Regions from separate parts of the Homo sapiens genome. Here region 1 is linked to region 2. The links are chromatin loops, found by intact Hi-C in ENCODE. Cell type or tissue: chondrocyte. All regions are shown on one strand. Links, peaks and the distances in the headings refer to the core of each region. The heading gives the core; the rest is flanking DNA. Region 1 holds the start of LOC105376247 (a long non-coding RNA gene). Region 2 holds the start of BRINP1 (BMP/retinoic acid inducible neural specific 1).

The links. Hi-C counts contacts between places; a loop is a spot of excess contacts. Peaks named below come from ENCODE experiments on the same cell type or tissue, not always from the same donor. Only the 100,000 strongest peaks of a DNase experiment are listed, where the experiment ranks them.
Region 1: it touches region 2 in a loop (6-fold over the local background); 1 of 110 quality-filtered maps calls a loop at or near these places.

The regions. Positions count from the first base shown.
Region 1 is chr9:118,054,315-118,059,704 of GRCh38, reverse strand. LOC105376247 (a long non-coding RNA gene) reads right to left here and starts at 2,675. Exons shown (of 4, transcript XR_930293.3): 1 at 2,554-2,675. RefSeq lists a silencer at 1-87. In chondrocyte, for the core only: no CTCF peak of the experiment used is centred there; no DNase peak of the experiment used is centred there.
Region 2 is chr9:119,368,300-119,373,689 of GRCh38, reverse strand. BRINP1 (BMP/retinoic acid inducible neural specific 1) reads left to right here and starts at 4,255. Exons shown (of 8, transcript NM_014618.3): 1 at 4,255-4,634. RefSeq lists enhancers at 3,291-3,811, 3,812-4,334, 4,335-4,856. In chondrocyte, for the core only: a CTCF peak has its summit at 2,680; DNase peaks (open chromatin) are centred at 3,869 and 4,359.

The DNA of each region.
Region 1 (5,390 bases), core at 103-5,102, 1.3 Mb after region 2:
CTTATCCAAAAGCTAATTATTTTCCCTGTTATAAAACAAAGGTTCTATATCAAAGGCCCATAATGCGACACAGTATACTCTCTAGATGCGCTGATTTGCAAAATAAATCAACTGTGTCAGGGAGGAATTTAAGCAGAAATTACAACAAATTGCAATTATACTTGCAATGGTGCACTATTTAAATGCATTGTCAGTTGTTCATGGTGAGATGGCATCCGTGCCATTCTGAGGATTGAGGGAAAAAGCTGAATTCTCATCTGTCACAGTAATAAAAATGTATTCCATTCTGTTGCTACAAGTTATAGATTCTATTATAGCTTATCTCATAAATATTTAAATGATATCATTGAGAAAAAAAGACCTGAGGACATCTGATAGATTATATTTAAAAATATTTTAATTATACACAGATGCACAAACACACATGAATATATTACATACATACATATTGGTTTTATGAAGTTATGCCTTTGTATATTTTTCCTTTGAATATATAAGTATTCTTAAATAATACATACATGTATATTTCAGCTCACTTACCAAATATGAGCAGTTCATTCCCAGAGGCCACAGAGTCTATCTTTCAGACTACACAACATCCTCAGAGATTCAGGAGAGAGTTTAAAAATAGACCAAAGTTTACTGAACTGAAAATTACACTCAGAGGTTAACTAGAACACAGAATTTCCCAATGGGCCCATGTCTACAATGTTTCAAACGGAAAGTAGACTTGAGGAAAAAAAGAATATTTCCACTTCTTCCTTTCTCAATGAAGAAACTGCTAATTTGGAGCAATCGTTTTGTACTTTAGTTCCTTGGGGTAAGCTATTTAGAAGTCTCTACAACTTCAACTCATAGTGAAAGGATGGGTGGAGGAGAAACAAGATGCCTATAAGGCCCCTCAAATAAACATGCAACCTAGGAAGTTCTGAGCCTGTATAGGTAACTAAAAAATCCCCCATACCTGACTAAACATGTTTCAGTTATTTAAAATATTTAATTTCCCTTTCTTCTGTTTTAGCTTTATCACATAATTCTCTTGCATATCCTCCTCTTGCACCATCTCACATACACACCTATCATTTTTGCTCCAGGATTTAAACAGAAAATAAATAAAGTTAATAAACTCTCATCTGTAATTATGTCCTGTTTCTTCTTTGAACTTAGCCCATGGAACTTCTTCCATATAAATATCAGCTGTTTGTTTTACTCACCACACACTCTCTCCCTTTCATTTCCCTTTGTTTGTTTCCTAGGTTTTTATCTCCAAATCTTTTGCTATGTTCCAAGCAGAAGTCTGACCCTTGAGTTTATTTACTATTCCAGGCTCATACACCTTATTGGGTTATTTTCTTTGCAGCAATCAGTCGTTAAATACAATCCAGTAAAGATACAGCAATGATTTTTGACAACCTGACCTTTCTCGGCTTTCTTACACTTGTTTAATTAGGTAATACAGGCAGCTGTGACTTGATCTTTACAGTTTTCCTCTGGAAAAAATAGAGGTATGTTGTTTAAAGAAGGTCAGATTTGGCAGGTTTTCTAGTTACTTCAGGAACTGACAATGGAGACTCAGAAGCCTGAGGGATTTAGAAATTCTATGCTAGTTTTCTTAAACATAATTTTAAAAATATGATTTGGAAAGACCACTTGACTCATGAACAAGTTAGGAGATGAAGAGCTTTTTTCCACCCTGCCAGGGTTGTGTTGTGACCCATCTCTCTGTTTATATGCCTATTGTTTTCTTTTCTGGTTAAGGAATATATTTTGAAATCATTTTTAAAGTTCCACTCTACTTCGTGTTTTAGAAAGACATGTTTGCTCCAAGTAGAATAATTCTATATCATGCCTCAAACAATATTGATGATCCAGGAAAATTAACCCAATTTGATTTAGTTCAATTCAGTAAGTATTTTTATTACATGTTTATCTTGTAATCAATCCAATGATAGAGTTATGAGTGATACAAAAAGTGATGGCTTCTGCTTTCCAGGAATGTAGTATTTTATTGTAATAATATGATACTGACATATGCCACATCTCAATAAAACTATAGGATAGTTCCTGATTATATTCCAAGAGAAGTAATCCTGTGATGCAATTTCAAAGAAGAAAGAATGCAACAGTAGATGAATTGTTCATGGAACAATAAATGAAAAAGCAGAAGTGCACTGTGTGAACTGAATGATGAATGTAATACGGCTAGATAGATGGGTGAGAGAAAGTAATTTCTGCCTGTATTAAAGACCTTGAAGGGGGACTTTACAGAGAGCTCACATGGCATAGCAGGAAAACATCCTTCCCTGGAAAGGAAGGTACATTTGAAAAGGTAGGGGGAAGAGAAGATCCAGTGAGTTTTGGAACAATTCACAACAGCTTTATCAAAAATTGGTTAACGCTGGGCACAGTGGCTCACATCTATAATCCCAGCTATTTGGGAGGCCGTGGCAGGAGGATCACTTAAGCCCAGGAGTTTGAAACCAGCCTGGGTGACATAGTGACACTCTATATCTACAAAAAATAAAAAAATTATACAGGAGTGGTGGCACATACCTGTAGTTCCAGCTACTCAGGAGATGGAGGCTGGAGGATTGCTTGAGCCCAGGAGGTTGAGGCTGCTGTGAGCTATGATTGCACCACTGAATTCCAGTCTAGGTGACAGAGTGACATCCTGTCTAAAAAGAATTAAAATTAAAAAAAAATGAGTTAAACTGTTGAAATATAAAAATGTCATGTAGATGTATCTTTTATTGCATCTTATTTTATTTTTCTTGCAATTACAAGAAAATGAAAACAACCCACGAATCCTTCAGTAATAATCTGCTTAAATACACCATGACCTTTCTATAATGGAATACTACAAAAAATGTACAAAAAGAATAAATAAAATCTCTTCATAGAAACTACAGAATATCTCCAACATATATTGTTAAGTAAGTGAGTAGAAGGGAGGTCCTGGTTAGTATTTCAAGTGAGCTACCTTCTATATGTTTAAGAGGGAAACACATAAATGTGTGCACATGTGCACAGGCACAGGTAAGCAAACACACACAGGGAGAGAAATAATAAAGGATAAAGCAAATCTAATAAAGATGCTTAAGCATAGGGTCAGGGAGGAAACAAAGTGGAGGAATGGACAAGGAATGAAATACTTTCTAAATAATAAAATACTTTTCTCAATTTGTAATCATGTAAATATTTTATGAATTCTCCTTTTCCTCAAAGACCTTAAGATGGAAAAAGATACAATAAACCAAGGGAAAAGGCAACCTACAGAATGAGAAAGAATATTTGTAAACCATGTATCTGATAAGCGGTTAATATCCAAAATGAATAACAAATATATATAAATCAACAGCAAAATAAATAAATAAATAATTTGAGTGAAAATGAACAAAGGACCTCACTGAACATTTCTCAGAAGATATAGACATAGTTAAGAGATAAAAGAAAAAATGCTCAACCTCACTAATAATCAGAGGAATACAGATCCAAACCACTTTGAAATACCGCCTCTTACCTTTTAGAATAGCTATTATTAAAAAGATAAGATAACAATTGTTAGAAAGGGTCTGGAGAAAAAGAAACCCTTGTACACTGTTGGTAGGAAGGAAAATTGGTACAGCCATTATGGAAACAGTATGGCGATTTCTAAAAAAATTAAAAATAAAACTGCTATATGATCCAGCAATCCGACTACTGAGTATATATCCAAAGGAACTGAAATCAGTACGTCAAAGAGATTTCTGCACTCCCATGTTTATTGCAGTATTATTCACTATAGTCAAGATATAGAATCAACCTATTGATCCCTCAAAAGATGAATAAAGACAATTTGATACACTACTTGAAAATATAACTATAATGTGACTATATATATAATTTGAAAATGTATATACTTAAATATATACACAATTTAAAATTGTATATATATATATATATATATATATATTTCAACCTTAAAAAAAGAAGGAAATCCTACTATTCATGGGAACATAAGTGAACCTGAAAAACATTATGCTAAGTGAAATAAGCCAGATAACATGGAGAACGACAAATATACTGCAGGGCCTCACTCATAAGTGGAATATAAAATAATCAAATTCACAGAAGCGCATTCTGGAATGGTGGTTGCTGGGGCAGGGACGGGGGAAGATGAGAAGATGCTAGTTAAAAGGTTAGGCAAGATGAGTGAATTCTGGATATACTGTTCAGCATGATGACTACAGTAAATTATACTCCACTGTGTACTTGAAATTTGCTAAAGGATACATCTTAATTGTTCACACACACAAAAAAATAAAATAGTTACTATGTGAGATGATTAAATATTAATTAGCTTGGTTGCAGTGATCATTTTACAATGTATAAATATATCAAAACATCCAGTTGTACATGTTAAAAATGTAAAATTCATATTTGTCAATTATACCTCAAAACAGAATGGAAAATCAAAGAAAATTTAATTTAAACAGGAAATAAATGAAAACATTTTTAACAAATGAATCAGACTGCTTATCAAGTTGGTGGCATTGCAACAGAGTAGCACCGAATTTTGACGTATTTGATCTCTGATGATATATATATAACTAATGACAATAAAAATTAATTAATCTTTAAACTACATTTGTTAGTCTTATTAGCAGTAATATTGATGATGCTTTCTTGAGGTGATTATATATCCATTATATATAGTATGTGTATGTATACCTATATACATATACACAGATATACATGCATATACATCTATATGCATGTATATGTAAATAATTAATATTGTATTTTTAATATTAGAAATCTAGAGAGCAAACATAATAGATACATGACAGGGGTTTAAAATCAAACAATTATGTTAAATGCTCAATTCTTAATTTTAATTGGAAATATATCAATTCATCATACTTTTTCTTAAAAAAATTTCTAGGTCTGTCTACTTATAACCCTAGGAACAATGGCAACAGAATAGAAAGAACCAACATAAGAAGAGAAAATAGATAGAGGAAGAAGTAAGGCAAATTTGGAAGGTGAAATATTAACCAAGACAAATAATCAATGGATGTTATTTTAAAAATAGAAACTTTTATCATAGAGTAAAAGAAATTTAAAAGACATAACAAATGGAATATGTAGAACTTATTTGTATTCTGAATCAAGCATGCCAACAATAAAACATATTTGCGCTTGTGTTGGGTATTAGATAATAAGAAATGATATTAAGAAGATACTTTGTCACTGTTAGTCCTTGTTATAATAGATAAACACAGCAAAGAATTTATAAGAGAAATTACTTGTTGTCTATGATTGGTTTAAAATGCTTTAGAAAAAAGTTGAGAATTTAGATGACACAAGATTAGCAAAATATTTATAATTATTGAAGGTGAATTATGAGT
Region 2 (5,390 bases), core at 152-5,151:
GTGCACAGGCTGGTCTCGAATTCCTGAGCTCACGTGATCCACCTGCTTTGTCCTCCCAAAGTGCTGGGATTACAGGCATAAGCCACTGCGCTAGGCCAGCGTTTTTTATTCAATGAAAAGAGGCTCATAATAGCCTAGTTGAGAGACATGGAAGGCTTAAATGTTGCTCACACATATTAATCACTCAATAAATATCAGTTATTATGAATTCAACTGTTTTTAAAACTAAAGAAAAATAGCTGTTTATAGGTGTAAAATGTTATACCTAACATTGAGGCAAAATTTTCCTCCTTTTAGCTTTTCAATATTTCCTATAGACCCTGAGCATGCCTGCTACATTCTATGGTGTATTCTGATTATTTAGGCATGAGTATGGCTCTGCAATGGATTTCAGACTCCTAGAAGACAGAGACCAGGCAAGATATTTATCTCGGAATCTTTCATACTACCTCACAGTCAGTAGGCGCTTAAGAAATACAGGCTTCTTTCAGCAGTTGTTCAGCCTATTCTGAACCCAAAGCACCCCAGATTAAGGGATTTTAACTCCTTTGAGATTTGACAGGAGTAGTGAACTTAAGCTTTTGAGACAGTGGCAGGTGGCTGAGAGTCCTGCACAAACAGGACAAAATCTTATCTTTATTTAAGGAGGGGTAAGTGAAACCTCCATTTCATCACTGAACATTTATCTATATTTCTTGTCTATTTCTAGAAAAAAATGATGCTTACCTGTTTATTAATTTATTCACTGGATTTCCCTTTGCAATTTCTTAAGCTTAAGTCTAAGTAAAGCAACCTATAAAATCTAAGGTCAGATTACAGGCCAGAAAAGCCACCTATTCTAGAGTCCTAAAGCTGGGGTCCAGGGATAGATATTCACAAATGAGATTGGCAAAGACAAATTTAGTGAAACTCCATGTAAAATTGTGTGAGATTTTTTATAGTACATTTTCCACAACAGAGAGGGTCTATAGCAATAGTGAGGTTCTTAAAACAGTCTGTGATATTAAAAATATTATCCATTGATTTTCAAATCTATCATACTATGAATGAAATGCTGTGAAACATTCCATTTTCTTATTAAATGCCATTGTACAAAAGGTCCTATTTTAGTGTCACCCCAAAATCTACAGACAGGAAGTTCTTTCTTAAGTCTATCCTAATCTGTTGGCAGCTCCTCCCCATGGAAGCCCTTAGTAAATTCGGTGGAAATAGCAAACAGCTGCTCACCAACACCCACCCCAAAGAAAGAACAAGACATTTCTCACATATCTCAAGCTGCCTTAAATGTTCTTTCTTTGGCAAAGAAGAAAAAAAGAAATATATTTTTGGCCTCTAAACCTTTTCCCACCCGTGTGTATTTCTGCAAAAATGTTATCCATATGGTTTTGATTGCATTCTCCATAAGTCATTAGAAATGCTTTGCACTGAGAACTTTTCTGATGACCAAGGTGTCTTCGGAGACATTTTAAAATGGCCCTCTTAGCCTTTCTTCATAGAAACAGGAAAGCTAAACTGAGCCAAATGCAAATGAACTAAGACCTGGAAAGGTTGGCATTTTATTCAAAACTCAGAAACCATAAGGCTCGAGTGAGCCTTAAATCTGTCCATGCAAAGTCTTCACCTCCTTCTCCAGGGACAAGATACACTAAATCATCCATTGGGATGGGACACAGATAATGCAATGGATCCAGACATCTAAGTTGATATTTAGGGTTGGGTGCAGTGACCCCATAAAATTCCAAGAACTTCCAATCACCCCAGGGCTTCCCCATTATTCCCAGAGGATAAAGATTTTGGACTTGGACTTGGGTGTTGAATTCCTGACTCCATCACCTACTAGCTATATTTTGGCATATAGCTAGTTTGGCATATACTCAAGTTTTTCAAGACTCAATTTCCTATGCCATAAAGATGGGATAGTATTATCTATTCATACTGCAAAGTATTTTCAGAACTGTAAGCAATAATATTCAGAACATTGCAAATAAAATGCTTGGTGCACGGTAAAAGTTCAAAATTCTCTCTCCTCTTTCTCTCTGTGTAGTATTGGTTGGAACTAGAAGAGCTCTTTTTTTCTTTAGGGAAATATTGACTGGGTGGGGTGAGGAAGAGAAAGACTGGACAGTATTCCAAAGCATTAAGTCCCCACTTTCTAAGGTATGTAGACCACAACCCATCTTGGGAGATTGATTACAAGGAAAGGGTTAAGAAGAATCAGTCAGAACTTTGGTCTTCACCTGAAGTTGCCTGACTACGTTGTCTCAGATTGATTTCAGAACTGCATTATCAGCAGGGCAGCTGTTGCCTACTAACAGTCATGGAAGTAGATCTCAGCTGGGGGATGATGGGGAAACAAAGAGAAAGATAGGGACGAATAAAGGAAGGAATGGGGCACAGACAGAAAGAGAGAGAGAGAAAAGAAAGAAAGGAGGAGAGGCAAGAGATAGTGACCTGGGGTTTCATACCGCGGTGGGTGGGAGAAGGAGTGTGTGTGGTGGGCGTATTTCTTCGTGGTCAGAATCAAAGTCAGAACTGACCTGGGGAACCTGTGTTCAAGACCTGAACCTGGACCAGAAGCCAAGGGAAAGAGAAAGTTGCCCAAGAAAAAAGGGAGAAATTTCCACCAGGCGAAAATAGAAATCGCTGACTGGGTTTGTGGCTGGAGAGCTGTCCGTGGTGCTGACTCCTCCTCATTGGGATTCCAGTGAAGGCTGAGAAGCTCTGCACTGGCTGCTCCTCCTCTCCCTTTCCTCTCCCCTCAGTCCTGACCTTCTGAGACCCAGGATCATTCTGGCTAGCTCGATGTCTTCTCCTCTCTTTCTCCCTTTCTCTTTGTCGATTAAATAATTTTTCCCGAGTTCCCAGTTCATCACTCAAACATTTCTCTTCCATTTTGTTTCAAGACTCCTCTTCCTCCAATTAGTTCACTGGCTCCTAGATTGTTCTAGGCCTCCCTGGTGGTCACATCTCTCTCTTATCATCCTTTGAATTAAAAAACAAACAAAAAACATACAATGGCAATCATAAAAGCAGACAACATGCACTGAGCACTCACTAGGTGTCAGGGAGCAGTCTAAGTGCCTTTGCATACATTAACTCATGAGCAGTCTAAGTGCCTTTGCATATATTAACTCATTACAATTCCACATCAACCCTATTAGATGGGTAGATATATTATTATTCTATTAAACAGACAAGGAATTGAGGCTTAAGGGGTAAGTGATTTCACCAAGACCAGACAGCTACAGGACTCCAACCTCTCTGGAGCCTGCACTTCTACTGAATCTGGCTCTTTTACATATTCCAACACCTTTTCCTATGACTTCCTGCCCCTCCATCTGGTAGCCTTAATGCTTTCTATTCTTGCCTAATCTTCAGGGGACTAGGGATCTGCATTGCTGATTTGGTTTAAATCAGAAGGGAAGCAAAGTAAACAAACATACCAAATGTGCGCTGTGTGGGAATTATCATACGAGGGCTTTATTTTCTGCTTCAGGAAGAGGCCCTATGTTAGCAGCCCCAGCCTGCATTCAGGCTGATTGCAGAGTATTTTGCTTTTTATTTTCATGTCTTAGTCCCTGTACCCTCGCCCCTTCCCCGCCTCTGGTGGTCTCCAGAGAACTTCGTGTCCCCTCAGCTTCTCCCTCCTACATCCTGCCTACGTAGAGAAGCTCTTGCTTCATTCTGGGAGGTTACGTGGGCTCTCGCCTACACACCGAGAGAAACAAACAGTGTCAAACACTCACAGAGAGACGCGCAGACACAAACGGACCCACACGGGCAACTCCCGAGACAAAACCCACACTCGATGGATCCACGCGGCCGTGGAAACACCTGCCGCCCCAGAAACACTCAGGTACTCGCGACACACACAGTACAGTCACGCTTAAGGGCACCAGGATTCCGGGTTTGCGCGTATGCGCGGTCCCTTTGGATGCTCGTGCGCATAGACACAACACCCTACACGCCCCAGACCCACGAAACTCCCTACGGCTCAGCCCCAGCCCACCCGGGCCGCCCTTCCCTCGAGGCGGCCTCCCGTCTCTCCTCCTCTCGCTTCTCCTCCTCCTCCGCCTAAAGATGTACAAAACACTCCTCGGAAGCAACCCCGGCGTTCAGCTCCTCCCTCCCCGCCCCCCGGCCGCCGCTCCCCCATTCATTTTCGGCCGTCGCCGGCTAAGTCCCTCCCCCGGCGTAGCCCGGCCTCCGCCGCTCCCCGCCCGGAGACCGCGGCGCACTTGGACTTCCCTCTCCATTCGCCAGCCGCCTCGCTCCCGGACCCCACGGCTGCAAACTGATCTGGCGCGCGGGGAGGAGGAGAGCGCAGGCGAGCGAACCCGCGAGAGAGGGAGAGAGCGAGCGAGCAACAGCGAGAGCGAGAGCGAGAGAGCCGGGAGGCAGAGGGAGTAGTGACCGCCTTCCGGAGCCGGGATTCATGCCTGTCCTCGGGACCAGCGAAGGGGACTTTACGGCTGAGTATGAGCCAGGCTGCTAGGAGCCAGGTACCCCCACGCCTGCAGTCCCCGCGCCGTGCCCGGAATGCGAGCTGCACGCAGGGCTCTCCCAAGTTCCCACCGAGCCGAATAAAAAGCGTCCTCCCGCAGCTCTCCGCCAAAGACGGACATTGACTCCAGGTAAGGCGGCGCCGGGTGCAGCGCCCCGCAGCCCCGCTGCCCTTGGACCCGGCCCCGGGCCGCATTCGGGGCGTCCCCGCGCTCCTCTGCCCCTCCCCCTACCGGCACCCTTGTCCGCTCTTCACCTGGCCGCCCCGCCGCCTCCAAGTCTTCTCCAGTTCTAGGGAGGGGGTTCCTGTGCCTGGGGCTCAAAGGGCTAATTGCGGGTTTGAGTGAGTGGCGTGTGTGTCCCCGCGCGCTCCCGACGTGTGCACCATGGTGGGAACTTGATGTGGTGCTAGTGTGTTTGCGTGTGCGGCGTCGTTTGCGTTTGATGCGTGTGTTCGTGGTGTGTGTGTGTGTCCGTGTGTGTAAGGGAGGGGTGAAGAGAGAGAGGTCCTATAACCTACTTACGGCGCGATGTGTGTGTGCATGTTTGTACGTATGTGTTTGTATGTGTGCCCTCGTGTGTCTTTTTAATTAGGTCTCTCCAGCTTACACGGAATGGGACCCTTACTATAGGATCACGTAGTCACCGGGAAACCCGCTGTGGACTTCCTCTTGGGGCTCTGGGCTTGGGGTTTGGGGAGGATTATGGGGCTGTAGATGGCACCTTATTTAGCCCAATGTTGGTACGCTTGAAGGAAAATTCCTCCAAACGGTGGAATCCTGCTACACTGGGACCCACAGCTTAATATGAAAGAGACATGGCCAACCCCCGAGGCAAATGAGACGCTGTCACTTTAAATTCTACACTGGGCAGACTCCAAGATTCTG